5 separate regions of the Homo sapiens genome follow, and all the other regions are linked to region 3. A link is a contact called in ENCODE Hi-C or POLR2A ChIA-PET data. All regions are on one chromosome and are shown on one strand. Each heading gives the region's core, a stretch centred on a gene start or an enhancer-like site at or near the end of the contact. The rest is flanking DNA. Distances are from core to core; before and after follow the strand shown.

What was found. A loop is a pair of places that touch in the nucleus more often than their neighbours do. ChIA-PET counts read pairs that join two places held with the same protein, here RNA polymerase II (POLR2A). Pooled maps may share reads with other maps.
Region 1: a loop to region 3 is called in a pooled map, with 2.7 times the contacts of the local background. The contact joins two enhancer-like sites. A Hi-C loop is called at or near these places in 1 of 50 pooled maps. POLR2A ChIA-PET finds 5 or more read pairs at or near these places in 3 of 52 experiments (CD8-positive, alpha-beta memory T cell, OCI-LY7 and RWPE1).
Region 2: a pooled map shows a loop between it and region 3 (3-fold over the local background). The contact joins two enhancer-like sites. A Hi-C loop is called at or near these places in 3 of 50 pooled maps. POLR2A ChIA-PET finds 5 or more read pairs at or near these places in 4 of 52 experiments (B cell, HEK293T, PC-3 and 1 more).
Region 4: a pooled map shows a loop between it and region 3 (4-fold over the local background). The contact joins the promoter of TBX21 here to the enhancer-like site in region 3. A Hi-C loop is called at or near these places in 1 of 168 maps with a recorded cell type or tissue (naive thymus-derived CD4-positive, alpha-beta T cell) and 4 of 50 pooled maps. POLR2A ChIA-PET finds 5 or more read pairs at or near these places in 2 of 52 experiments (HEK293 and WTC11).
Region 5: a pooled map shows a loop between it and region 3 (8-fold over the local background). The contact joins two enhancer-like sites. A Hi-C loop is called at or near these places in 1 of 168 maps with a recorded cell type or tissue (transverse colon), 1 of 37 single-sample maps with no recorded cell type and 8 of 50 pooled maps. POLR2A ChIA-PET finds 5 or more read pairs at or near these places in 1 of 52 experiments (BJ).

The regions. Positions count from the first base shown.
Region 1 is chr17:47,698,412-47,701,111 of GRCh38, forward strand. TBKBP1 (TBK1 binding protein 1) reads left to right here. Exons shown (of 10, transcript NM_001394755.1): 5 at 184-364; 6 at 909-1,084; 7 at 1,225-1,286. Among named protein-coding and RNA genes, the nearest start is that of TBKBP1, 5.6 kb to the left of the region's middle. Within about 2 kb of position 1,272, at least 3 of the 41 ENCODE cell types and tissues checked have a DNase peak (open chromatin) inside an H3K27ac peak, as active enhancers do.
Region 2 is chr17:47,658,949-47,661,648 of GRCh38, forward strand. KPNB1 (karyopherin subunit beta 1) reads left to right here. Exons shown (of 22, transcript NM_002265.6): 6 at 2,171-2,230. Among named protein-coding and RNA genes, the nearest start is that of KPNB1, 10 kb to the left of the region's middle. RefSeq lists an enhancer at 1,210-1,359. Within about 2 kb of position 1,388, at least 7 of the 41 ENCODE cell types and tissues checked have a DNase peak (open chromatin) inside an H3K27ac peak, as active enhancers do.
Region 3 is chr17:47,228,665-47,231,364 of GRCh38, forward strand. No RefSeq gene overlaps it. Among named protein-coding and RNA genes, the nearest start is that of MYL4, 21 kb to the left of the region's middle. RefSeq lists an enhancer at 1,141-1,190. Within about 2 kb of position 1,252, at least 12 of the 41 ENCODE cell types and tissues checked have a DNase peak (open chromatin) inside an H3K27ac peak, as active enhancers do.
Region 4 is chr17:47,731,786-47,734,485 of GRCh38, forward strand. It overlaps TBX21 (T-box transcription factor 21), which reads left to right and starts at 1,451. Exons shown (of 6, transcript NM_013351.2): 1 at 1,451-2,160. The coding sequence starts at 1,670. RefSeq lists a promoter at 1-1,458, silencers at 1,270-1,809, 1,840-2,009 and an enhancer at 2,190-2,239.
Region 5 is chr17:47,501,642-47,504,341 of GRCh38, forward strand. No RefSeq gene overlaps it. Among named protein-coding and RNA genes, the nearest start is that of NPEPPS, 28 kb to the right of the region's middle. RefSeq lists an enhancer at 377-1,576. Within about 2 kb of position 1,355, at least 14 of the 41 ENCODE cell types and tissues checked have a DNase peak (open chromatin) inside an H3K27ac peak, as active enhancers do.

The DNA.
Region 1 (2,700 bases), core at 22-2,521, 470 kb after region 3:
AGGGGCAACAGCCCGCAACAGCTGCATTGCGGTGGCTGAGAGGAGACTTTGCACTCACAGCCACTTGGAGAGTGGGCTTGGGATGTGTGACCTGGGGCCTCTGCTGTAGTCTGGGGTGATGACTCTCCAGACATGGGGAAGTCCTGGGCCTGTGCAGACCCTCCCCTCTGTCTCTCTCTCCAGAGGGCCCTGGTGGAGACGCACCTGCGTCAGATCTGTGGTTTGGAGCAGCAGCTGCGGCAACAGCAAGGCCTCCAGGATGCAGCCTTCTCCAACCTGAGCCCACCGCCAGCCCCCGCCCCTCCCTGCACTGATTTAGACCTGCACTACCTGGCACTGAGAGGGGGATCTGGCTTGAGTCATGGTGAGATCTCAGTGACCCCGACTTACCTCCTAGTCCCCAACCCCCATTTCAACATTCCTAGACACCTCGCACTTACTTACCATCCCATTTGTAATATAATCTATTTCTCCATAATCATCCCATCCTCCCTTACCTGCTGTCCCCTCACCTCACCCACTGTTACCCTAATTTCTCCCCTTCTAACTCGGTCATTCCTGATCACCTCGTTGCAATTCCTGTGCCTGCCAGCAGAGGGCGCCCCCACCCAGAGTCCCCCCGCCCCGTCTCTGGCTGTGACTAGGAGAGGCCCTTGCAGATGCTCTAGACTTGAGTCTGGCCAGTAAAGCCTTCAAGAGCCCATCTTATTTTTTTCCTGGCCTCCAGGAAAATTAGAAATGCGGCTCAGCCCATCTTTCCTCGCTGCCCTTGTCGCAGTCATCCCTCCTTGGCTAGCTGTCCTGGCTTCTCTCTTGGAGTCCCCATGCTGCATCCTCCTGTTTCACTCTGGCTCTGGGAGCTGGAGGAGGCAGCTGAGCTCGCCTGACGTTGTCCTGTCCACCGACAGCAGGCTGGCCGGGCTCCACACCCAGTGTGAGTGACCTGGAGCGGCGGCGGCTAGAAGAGGCTTTGGAGGCCGCGCAGGGAGAGGCCCGGGGGGCTCAGCTCCGGGAGGAGCAGCTCCAGGCCGAGTGCGAGCGGCTGCAGGGGGAGCTGAAGCAGCTGCAGGAGACCCGGGCCCAGGTAAATGCAGGGGCCTGGAACAGCTTCTGGAGGTCCAGGGCTGGGCCTTCCCCACTGTGTGCAGACTGGCCCAGGGAACTGTAGACAAGGGCCCTGGCAGGGGTGAGCTTGGGCTCTGACCTCTTCATCTTCTTCCTTAGGATCTGGCCTCCAACCAGTCGGAGCGAGACATGGCGTGGGTGAAAAGAGTTGGGGATGATCAGTAAGTCACATTGGTAACCCTGGTCCCTCCGTGATGTTTGGGAGACCTCCCCTCCCAGCCCTCAGGGGTGTGGTGTCTGGGCTGCTGTTGCTCTGTGTGCATCCTTCATAGGAAGGAGGTGGGGTTCTTTTTTTTTTTTTTTGAGATGGAGTTTCGCTCTTGTTGCCCAGGCTGGAGTGCAATGGCGTGATCTTGGCTCACCGCAACCTCTGCCTCTCGGGTTCAAGCAATTCTCCTGCCTCAGCCTCCCGAGTAGCTGGGATTACAGGCATGCACCACCATGCCTAGCTAATTTTTTTTTTTTTTTTGAGACGGAGTCTTGCTCTGTCACCCAGGCTTGAGTGCAGTGGCGCAATCTCGGCTCACTGCAAGCTCCGCGTCCTGGTTCACGCCATTCTCCTGCCTCAGCCTCCTGAGTAGCTAGGACTACAGGCGCTCGCCACTACGCCTGGCTAATTTTTTTTTGTATTTTTAGTAGAGATGGGGTTTCACTGCGTTAGCCAGGATGGTCTCGATCTCCTGACCTTGTGATCCGCCCGCCTCGGCCTCCCAAAGTGCTGGGATTATAGGAGTGAGCCACTGCGCCCGGACCTTTTTTTTTTTTTTTTTTTTTTTTTTTGGATTTTTAGTAGAGATGGGGTTTCTCCATGTTGGTCAGGCTGGTCTCGACTCCTGGGAGGTGGGGTTCTTGAGTGTTTGGGATCTGGGACATTCCCTTTGCTTTCCTCTGGGGCCCAAACCCATCTCTTCTGGAGATGCCAGGGCTAAGTGACACTTACTCGGCTGCTTTGTCGCTGTGTCCAGTGTAATGTCCCCTGCTGAGCTTTTGGGCCTCCGTAGGGCCCCATTTTCTATTCCAGTGACAAGGCCCGGCCAGTTGGGTTCACCCTCCCCTCCCTAGTGAGGAAGAGGGAGGTGGTGTTTCTTGGGATTTGTTGGGCCTTGTCTGCTGATCTCAGGAGAGAGAAGCCTGAGGCTTAGAGACAGGAGAGGTTTCCATGGGTTCACACAGCCGTGGGGTGGGGAGTTAGAATCTGCTCTGCTAGGGTACTCCCTTGAATCCTACCAAGAAAGGGGCAGCAGAGAGCGGCAAGGGAGCTGTGTTGGTGGGGGGCCCAGTGCTGGGGCCTCCAGGGGGGCACTGGACAGCAAGGGAGGGGTGAGCAGCCACCCGGCAACAGTGGAACCTGGTGCCTTTCACATCCGCACTGAACTCACCCTCTCCCACTTTCTGAGAAATAGAGCTCAAACCTCTTTCCGCCTAAGTCCTCTCCCCTAAGATGAGCTGTGTGGCACAGACTCCCTACTCTAATTGGAGGAGAAGACTGAGGCCCAGAGAGGGGCAGGAACTAACCCTCCACCGCATAGCATACCCAGCTCCGGGGCTCCGGAGGTCTCCTGCCCAGCAGGCTTC
Region 2 (2,700 bases), core at 138-2,637, 430 kb after region 3:
CATACTGGTACTCCAGCTACTTCAGAGGCTAAGGCGGGAGGATTGCTTGAGTCCAGTTATTCAAGGCCAGCCTGGGCAACAAAGTCAGATATCGTCCCTTAAAAAAAAGAAAGGAATAGGCTGGGCGATGTGGCTTAAGCCTGTAATCCCAGCACTTTGGGAGGCTGAGGCGGGTGGATCATCAGGTCAGGAGTTTGAGACCAGCCTGACGAACATGGTGAAACCCCATCTCTACTAAAAATACAAAAAAATTAGCCGGGTGTGGTGGCGTGCGCCTGTAATCCCAGCTACTCAGGAGGCTGAGGCAGGAGAATCACTTGAACCTGGGAGGCAGAGGTTGCAGTGAGCCGAGATTGCAGCACTGTATTCCAGCCTGGGCGACAGAGCAAGACTGTCTCAAAAAAAATAAAAAATAAAAAAAATAAAAGAAAGAAATTATGGTATGTACTATATATGTTGGTTTACTTTGGTTTCTTTTAAGATTGTGTGAATCTTTTGCCTTGTACTAAAGATTTTGTGGAGGCCGGGTGCTGGGGCTCACATCCAGTAATCCCAACACTTTGGGCCACCAAGGCAAGAGGATCACTTGAAGCCAGGAGTTTGAGACTAGCCTGTGCAACGTAACAAAACCCTGTCTCTAAAAAAATTTCTGTGGAGAAGAACAACTGAGTTGTTAACCAGTTTTGTGAGCTCTTGTGTTTACAGGGCTTATAATGGAAAAAAAATAATGAAAAATGAAATAAATAAAAATTATAGCAATTGGTCTGTTTCATACCACCTTAGGAAGGTGTTTTTAAGAAACAGGATATATAGCCAGGTGCTTTGGCACATGCCTGTAATCCCAGCTACTTGGGAAGCTGAGGTGGGAGGATCACTTGAGCCTGGGAGTTCAAGGCTCAAGATTTCACCACTGTACTTCAGCCTGGGCAACAGTGCAAGACTCTGTCTCCAAAAAAAAAAAATATATATATATGTATATGTATGTGTATGTATAATATATATGTAAACATTTTGGCTGAAAATGCAATGAATAACATAAAATTTACCATCTTAAATCATTTTTAAATGTATAGTTAGTTAAGTAGATTCACATTGCTGTGGAAACAATCTCCAGAACTTTTTCATCTTGCAAAACTGAAACTGTACATACTGAACAACAACTCCTCATTTCCCCCTTTCTCAGCCACTGGTAACGACCATTTTACTTTCAGTTTCTATGTATTTTACTACTCTAACGAAATACCTTACGTAAGTGGAATCATATTTGTCTTTTTGCGACTGGTTTGTTTTACTTAGTATGATGTCCTCGAGATTCATCTAAGGGGTAGCATTTGTCAAAATTGGCTTTTTAAGGGTGATTAATATTCCATTATATGTATATGCCACATTTTGTTTATCTAGTCTTCCATCCATGGCCATTTGGTTTGCATCCACCTTTTGGCTATTGTGGGTAATGCTGCTATGAACATGGGCATGCATGTGTATCTTTGAGACTCTGCTTTCAGTTCTTTAGGGTAAATACCGACAAGTAAAATTGCCAGGGTCATGGTCTGAAAGTATTTCTGTATATATGTTTGTTGACACTTCAGCTGGGTTTTTACCATTTCTTGACTTTGGAAAGGTCTGAAACCCCAGAGCAAATGGCAATTCTAATTGATTAGAAAACTGGATTTTTCCTTAATAGATTTTGGAAGATTTAGGAGGGTAGCACATAAAGTTCATTCTCCCTTTTCTCACCACATTTGATGTGAATTTGCTACCTCTCAGAAAACAAATTTGGTCTCTGAAATAAAGCAGATGTTTTGAATTCTCTTATATAAGGAAACTGATTTTCCTACATGTAAATTTTTATCTTTTAACCATTTTTATTTAAAACTTGTGACCTACATTTTTCTGTTTCCTCCCTGAAGTCTTTGTTAGTGGTCATTTTGGAGATTAAAAGATTAGGGACCTCATTGGAGGGCAAGTCACATAGCAGACACCGAAGGTAAACTCTTTATAGCCTTTATAGTGCTGTACCATCTCAAGGGAGAGTGGCTTGATTGTACCAGGCAGGGCTGTGTGGGGCCCTGAGGGGGAGTGAGAGGTTTTCCTTGTAGAGGGAGTCTGGAAATCTTCCTACGTACAGGTTATGCTCTCCTAATTCTCTTTATTTTTATTCCTCCTACAGTCTGAAAGGCACTTTATTATGCAGGTGGTCTGTGAAGCCACACAGTGTCCAGATACGAGGGTAAGTGTGAGGTTATATGAAAAATCTGTCTTACATCTTTCTTAGGAAATGTCAAATCTAATATAAGTTTGAAATACTGGGAATCAGTTGACTTCAGCAATAAGGTTTGATTAATATTGTTACTAATAATTAATATTCTGGCTGGGCATGGTGGCTCACACCTGTAATCCCAGCACTTAGGGAGGCCATGGCAGGCAGTTCACCTGAGGTTAGGAGTTTCATACCAGTCTGGCCAACATGGTGAAACCCTGTCTCTACTAAAAATAAAAAAAAATTAGCTGGGTGTGGTGGCACGTGCCTGTAGTCCCAGCTGCTGGGGAGGCTGAGGTACAAGAATCGCTTGAACCTGGGAGGTGGAGGTTGCAGTGAGCCAAGATCATGCCACTGCAAACAGACTCCATCTCAAAAAATAATAATGATAATTAATAAAAACATTAGAGAAGAGGGAAGAATTGTCATGGAAGTTGCCA
Region 3 (2,700 bases), core at 2-2,501:
CAACAAACTCGACTCATAATTTTTCTAGTTTCCCCTCTCCAGTTAAAGATGGTAGCATGGGCTGGGCACAGTGGCTCATGCCTGTAATCCCAGCACTTTGGGAGGCTGATGTGGACAGATCACCTGAGGTCAGGAGTTCAAGACCAGCTTGGCCAACATGGTGAAACGCTGTTTCTACTAAAAATACAAAAATTAGCTGGGCGTGGTGTTGGATGCCTGTAATCCCAGCTACTCGGGAGGCTGAGGCAGGAGAATCACTTGAACCCGGGAGGTGGAGGTTGCAGTGAGCCAAGATCGCACCACTGTACTCCAGCCTGGACAACAGAGTGAGACTCCATCTTAAAAAAAAAAAAAAAAAGAAGTCCGGGCGCGGTGGCTTACACTTGTAATTCCAGCATTTTGGGAGGCCGAGGCAGGCGGATCACAAGGTCAGGAGTTCGAGACCAGCCTGGCAAACATGGTGAGATTAGCCAGGCGCGGTGGCAGATGCCTGTAATCCCAGCTACCTGGGAGGCTGAGGCAGGAGAATTGCTTAAACCTGGGAGGCGGAGGTTGCAGTGAGCTGAGATCGCGCCACTGCACTCCAGCCTGTGTGACAGAGCAAGACTCCGTCTAGGGGGTGGGGCTGGTCGTGGGGGGTGGGGGGTGGTGAGAAAAAGACAAAAGAAAAAAGATGGTAGCATGGCATATTTATATTCCTGAAACACTGTTTTAATCAAATTTCTTCCCTAATTAGGACTTAAAAGAGCTCCTATCCCCTACTGGGTCATTTCCAAACCTTTCTATTTAACTTCTAAGGCCTTCCTTTATTTGCCCCAAATCTGCTAGAGGCATCACTGGCTGAAGCCAGCTGATCTTTCTTTCTGTTAGCTCCCCAGTGCTGCTTCCCTCTCCCCTTCTCTCCTCACCCCAGGACCTCTTGATTCATCTTGTTTCTCTCTCCTGATACGTGCCCCATTCTGTTCATCCACCTTATTCCCACCCTTCAATACGCAAGTCAGGCTCACCTCTTCCCTAGAGATTTTCCCATCTGTATTAATTAGTGATGGTCACAATTTAGTCTCCCTAACACAGTCGCCAGACTGGAACTGTAGAGCTACAGGAGACCCTGCAGACTTCTAGTAGACTGTAATCACCTGAGGGCCACGGTTAGCAGAGTGTCATCACGCGTTTGGCATCCTAAACAAACTCCGTTGACCAGGGCTTTTAGGGAAAACGGTGTTGGAGATGGCTGGTGGCGCAATACCTACCTTCCACCACTAGATGACAAACTTGCAACAGCGTGCTTCCAACAGGACGCCCACGTTTGACACGTTCCTGAGACGCTGGAGAAAACCGATTGCCAGCCCGGGCTGAAAGGAAACTTGAGAAATCACTTAGTCCGTCTCTTTGCCTTCAGACAAATGGAGTTTTTGTTTACTTTTAAAGACTCACAGCAATTCGTTCGCTTGCTTCAGTACCCCCACAAAGGTTTTGCAATGAGGGGTCATAGAGAGGACACTTGTGGACATGTGGGGACCTGGTCAAGTCACATCCCCACTCAACCTCAGTCCACAGGTTGCAAAATGAGGGAATCGATTAGATCATGGTTCATGTCCCTTCCAGCTCTCTGATACTAATCATTTAGCATTCAGCAACTCCCTCTCACTACAGTCAGCCTTAGTCCATTTGTTTCGTTTTGATCCTTATTGTATATGTGTGTTTAGAACCTCCAGCGGTGGGAAGCATTCATTCAAAATAAATTATTGAGTGCACAGCAGTAGGTACTTCAGGATATAAAAACAAAGTCATCTGTGGTCTCTCCCTCTATGAGTTTATACTCTACTTGAGGGAAAAAATATATAAGTGGAGCTGAACTATATTAAAAGACAAAATAATCGAAATGACACTAGGCAGTATATGTCTAAGGAGCAAGGGAGAGGTGTGGGACCAGGACACTAGGAGCTCAGAGGAGGAGGGGTGGTCAGGGAGGGCTTTAAGGAGGAGAGGTGGCAAGCTCTGATGGAATATCAATAGACAAGAACTCAGGGAGCGGGGCTCCAGTAAGGAGGCACAGGGTGCCTTCATCTTTGCCGACATAACCACAGTTCCTGCCTTTTAGAATTTGGGCAAAAAGAAGTAAAGAAGAATAAAAGAAGAGTGAGAAAAAGAACTGGAGAATGGGATGTGAGGCAAGGAAAAGGGAAAAAAGACAAGGTGGAGCGGGGAGCACCCATTCACTGTGGAGGGACATGTACCCGTTCAGAGGTAGAGAAGCAAAGTGAAACAATCTAAAGATAGGTCAGGGGCGGTGGCTCATGCCTAATCCCAGCACTTTTGGAGGCTGAACAGGGCTGATCCCTTGAGCCCAGGAGGTCAAGACCAGCCTGGGCAATGTGGCGAAACCCCGTCTCTACAAAAAATAGAAAAATTAGTCAGGCATGTCTGTAGTCCCAACTACACGGGAGACTGAGGCGGGAAGATCACCTGTTCCCCCCTGGGAAGGTTGAGGCTGCAGTGAGCCGTGATTGCGCCACACTGTGCTCCAGCCTGGGCAATGAAGTGAAACCCTGTCTACAAAAAAAAAAAAAAAATTCTGAAGGTGAGCTGAGAGCCGCTGATGGACATAAAGTAGTGGCATAGAGCTGTGAGAACAAAGCCAAGAAGGCATAAGTCTAAAATGAAATGAAAATGTTTATATGTTAAAACCAACAAATATAT
Region 4 (2,700 bases), core at 201-2,700, 500 kb after region 3:
AAAATATTAAAGTATTTTTCAAAGTACTCTTAAAAATGTAAATCTTTATCTATATACTGATATGCAAAATATTCCATGACACCTTGTGGAGTGAAAAAAAAGTACACATTATAAAGCAGCATGTGTAGTGTTTATATAAATTATATATTTGTGCATGTGTGCAAAAGACAGAGACAGAGAGTATATAAGGAGTGAGGTCTCAGAGGGTGTTCACTGAAATGTTAATCCTGTTTGGCTTTAGGGGGTGGAATTTGGGGTGATTTATACAGTCTTGTTTTTACTTTTCTGTGCTGCTTAAATTTCCTATATAAGTATGTTTCATCTTTATACACAGGAAAACTCCCAATGATGCTATTTTCAATTGGGGGGGGGGAAACGGATAGTTTTCATCATAAAAGGAGTCTAATACATTAGTTAACATAAAAGGAAAATGGAGAAAGAAAAGCCTCCATCGTCCTATCTCCGAGGCAGCCCTTCAGAGCATGTGGTGGGTTTCCTTCCTGTCAGCCGGCTCTGAATCTGTTCAAAGCAGCTTTTCCATCCAGGTATAATAATAGATTGGAAAGTGCTGCACACGTACACCCTCTCATGTAAGGCTTGCAGCCCCCCTGAAAAGTAGATCTGTTTATTTCCCCCAGTCTATGGATGAGGCACGTGAGGTTGACTTTCAGGCAAGGAAAATGACTTGCCTGGGTCACATATACCTGGCAGGCAGAGCCAGACCTGGGACTCTCAGCACTGGCAGCCCAATGCTACTTCCAGTGCCCATGACTGCCATGCAGGGTAGGGGAGCTTTTGTGGGCCCTGCCAGGCCCAGCTCAGGGCCCTGCAAACCCCTGGCTGCTGCTGATGCAGTGCGCTTTAAGGAACATTTCCTGTTGTCCATCAGGTTCCAGGTCTGCCCCCAGGGCTAGAGCTACAAGATGCAGCCAACTCAGCACATGTGGACCTCTGGTGGGGAGAAAGAGGGCAACCCGAAAGGTCACTTAGCACAGAGTCTGGGCACACAGTAGGTATCAATAAAGATCGATTGAATGTTCATGGTCAAAGTTGCTTCTAGTGTGCCCGTGCTCCGAGCCTCTGAGTGCCAGGAGAATGCCCAGCGAGTCCCACTTGGGCCATCTCGGAAGGCTTCCTGTAGGAGAGGGCCTTTGAGCTGAGACTTCAAAGCTGGGCTGAATTTCCCCGAGGGTCCAGAAGAGAGCCACGGGCTGGTGTGTCAGGCAGCGGAGCTGACACTCCCAGAAAGCAAGATCTTCGAACTACAGGGTGCGCGCAGGCTCTCGCTTCTCTCCACCATGGGGGGCCCTGCAGTACTCGCCAAGAGCGTAGAATTTGCCTAGTATTAGCCACGAGAGGGCGGGGTGGGGCGAGGCGGAGCAGGGCCGAGGTGGCGGAGTGGGGGGGAGCCGGAGAGCTTCATAAAGCCACAGCAAAGCGCTGCGACTCTAGTGACAGCGGCCCGCTGGAGAGGAAGCCCGAGAGCTGCCGCGCGCCTGCCGGACGAGGGCGTAGAAGCCAGGCGTCAGAGCCCGGGCTCCGGTGGGGTCCCCCACCCGGCCCTCGGGTCCCCCGCCCCCTGCTCCCTGCCCATCCCAGCCCACGCGACCCTCTCGCGCGCGGAGGGGCGGGTCCTCGACGGCTACGGGAAGGTGCCAGCCCGCCCCGGATGGGCATCGTGGAGCCGGGTTGCGGAGACATGCTGACGGGCACCGAGCCGATGCCGGGGAGCGACGAGGGCCGGGCGCCTGGCGCCGACCCGCAGCACCGCTACTTCTACCCGGAGCCGGGCGCGCAGGACGCGGACGAGCGTCGCGGGGGCGGCAGCCTGGGGTCTCCCTACCCGGGGGGCGCCTTGGTGCCCGCCCCGCCGAGCCGCTTCCTTGGAGCCTACGCCTACCCGCCGCGACCCCAGGCGGCCGGCTTCCCCGGCGCGGGCGAGTCCTTCCCGCCGCCCGCGGACGCCGAGGGCTACCAGCCGGGCGAGGGCTACGCCGCCCCGGACCCGCGCGCCGGGCTCTACCCGGGGCCGCGTGAGGACTACGCGCTACCCGCGGGACTGGAGGTGTCGGGGAAACTGAGGGTCGCGCTCAACAACCACCTGTTGTGGTCCAAGTTTAATCAGCACCAGACAGAGATGATCATCACCAAGCAGGGACGGTGAGTGCGGCGCGCCGGCCCTTGGGGCCTCTGTGCCCGCGCCGGAACAAGAACGTCTCGTCTGTTTTTCTGGCTCGACAATGCTTCTGACTCCGTGTCCCTCACTGCTTTGGCTTCAGCGTAGGGAGACAGGGGAATGGGGTTGTTAGGAGGACAGGGAAAGCTCCGGAGGGGCGTCTGTGCCCAGGCTGTTGCACCAACAGCCAGAGGACTCACAAGGGAGACGGGTGAGTGCGGGACAGTGAGAAGTCACCTTGATTTAGGGGAAGGGTGACTGTGGCTTCACCTAGAATTGGTGTGCGCCCCTGCCCCACTCTCTACTGTAGAGGAGTCGCAGCGGGCAGTGAAAGCCTGTGCTCTGGGCGGACAGGACGCCTGGGCCTCCTGTGTGGGAAACTGGAGGGGAAGGGAGCCCCTTATCTCCGGGCCCCCTGCGCCCACCTCCCCCGGCTCCTTTGCTGCTGGTGTGCTCAGGTCAGCTTTAGTGGTGGTAGTGGTGGTGGTAGCGGTGGTGGTGGTGTGTGTGTACGGGGGGAGATT
Region 5 (2,700 bases), core at 105-2,604, 270 kb after region 3:
GTTCTAGGATTACAGGTGTGAGCCACCGCGCCCGGCCCCTTGAAAAGCTTTTAAGAAGTCTCTACTATTTGGACATCATTTTGCTTTCTTCATTTTGATTACTTCAAATCAAAGAAAGCTTGGCATAATGAAATTCGTGGGGGCTCTGGCAACTGATGTAGATCTTGCTCCACTATTTCCAAACTTTATTAGCCAATTACTTAAGTCATCTGCATTTCAGTGCAAACCCATCTGTGGAATGGAGATAATTTCACAGATGGGTACACTGAAATGCAGAGAACTTACCTCATAGAGGAGTTGTGAACGTAAGTAAAATCATATATGGAAACAGGTAACTTGGTAGATTGTAGGTGCCTAAAACCGTTTTTGCACTGGCCTATTATAAACTGGGAATTGAGATGTTGAGGAGAGAAAGATGGATTTGCAGGCACTGAATACCTCCAAACAAGAGACGTGACCTTTTGTCATTTTGCTCTTAAGGCTTGCAGGTTTCCAGGCTAGCGCTGCAGGGCACACCCCAGCCTTATCCTTCAGCTGTGTTCTGTCATCTGCAACAGCCCAGCCATGTGGTTCTGCCCTTTTCCCATCCTGATTTCTCTGGAGGTGAGTTTAGTTTCTACTTCCTACTCGCCTCCTGGATGAAAAGTCTCATGTATGGTGTTTTGCCCTGTGCTTTCTGAAGTGTCACATCTCCACCTAGCTCTGCTCTGCCTTTTTCCTCTCATCTCTCCAACAGTCACTTCTGGGGTGGAATGTGCCATCTGTTTCTGAAACTGAGCAGAAGTTTGGGAAAGGGGGAGGGACAGCCATGTCCAGGGCTTGCGTGTCAGCAGACACGTTACAGCTGCTGCAGGGCAAACCAGGGTGAAACCACAAGCCAGAGGACCCAGGGCAGGCAGCCGTGAGGCCCGCCCCTCGGCTTCTCTCTCATCTGTCTCACCCAGAGGTTTCCTGGCAGGAGTGGGAGAGGTTGGTATCGAGTCCTTGAGCCCTGACTCATTCCCTGACCTAGTTGGGTGTTACCCAGTTATCTCCTAAATCTCTCTCCAGGGCCCTCTGTTAGCAACACAACAGTATCATCCTAGACAGAAGACGCAGGAGGAAAGCAGACTACCTATTTATCTCATTCCCTTCTGAGGGTCCCAACAACAACCAGGAGGTTTACAGGTTACATTGCTTATAAAATGACCAAAATCATCCCATAGAGCTACACTAAGAGATTGGCTACTTTCCAGATTTCTCTATAGAAACAATCATGCTTAACTTTCTCAAAAAAAAGAATAAAATCATTATTTTATTTTACTTGGGCAGGGGAAGGGACTGAAACACTGAACCAGGAAGTGACTGGTGATTATCACACAGTGAATCAGGGGCCTAACTAGGGACATAACTCAGGTTTCCTAACCCCACCCCAAATTCCATTCTTTCCCTCAGCTTAGTTACTTATGGACTACAGTAATGTCCTGGGCTTTCTGGACTTTACCAAAGTTCTTGTAATTGTCAAATTCCTGAGGGTTGGATAGGAAGCTGATTCTGTGATGCTTCTGGGCTTCACATGTATCTCTTTCACAGTTTGTCCTGTAGAAAACGTGAGATATATATTTGTTGCCTCCTGGACGGGTTGCCAAAAACACTTTAGATGTTATTCTTAGATTCAAAGAAGACCAATGTGATCCTAAGGTTAGATCTCAGAGACAGAATATTCCATTTTTAAATCATTTGTTGCTGTTCAAGATCCTCATATCTTTATGAGTCACTGTACCAGTAGATGCTGAAAATTATTTTCTTACCCTCCCTTTATTCAGAGGTCCCCATCTGGGCTGGGTGTGGTGGCTCGCACCTGTAATCCCAGGGCTTTGGGAGGCTAAGGCAGGTGGATTGCTTGAGGCCAGGAGTTCGAGACCGGCCTGGCCAAAATGGTGAAACCCTGTCTTTACTAAAAATACAAAAATTAGCCAGGCATGGTGGCAAACGCCTGTAATTCCAGCTACTCGGGAAGCTGAAGCATGAGAATCACTTGAATTTGGGAGTTGGAGGTTGCAGTAAACCGAGATTGTGCCACTGCACTCTGTGTAACAGAGACTCTGTCTCAAAAAAAAGATCCCAGTCTCAGCTGGGCACGGTGGCTCACGCCTATGATCCCAGCACTTTGGGAGTCTGAGGCGGGCAGATCACCTAAGGTCGGGAGTTTGAGACCAGCCTGACCAACATGGTGAAACCCAGTCTCTACTAAAAGTACAAAAATTAGCCGTGTTTGGTGGCCGGCACCTGTAATCCCAGCTACACGGGAGGCTGAGGCAGGTGAATTGCTTGAAGATGAGAGGCAGAGGTTGCAGTGAGCCGAGATCGCGCCACCGCACTCCAGCCTGGGCGACAGAGCGAGACTCCATCTCAAAAAAAAAAAAAAAAGGTCCCAGTCTCTCCTTAACTAGGGTCATGCTTCTAAAGACATTAGCTGGTTTCCAAGAAAGCAGATTTTAGCTTTATCTGTTGGCAGAGAAAACAGAGTCATTGCACACAGGCCAGAACATTCTTTCTGCCAGAGCTCCCCATCTGGAAGAAAAGAGAAAGAGTTTCAGAGTTTCCATAAGGGCTGCCTAAAGGGGAGGAAGAGAGAGGGAGCCATAGGGAGGGAAGAAGAACGTTACAGGGCTGCAATCCCAAGCCTAATAGTCTGAAAAGAAAATCAGATACTGCAGG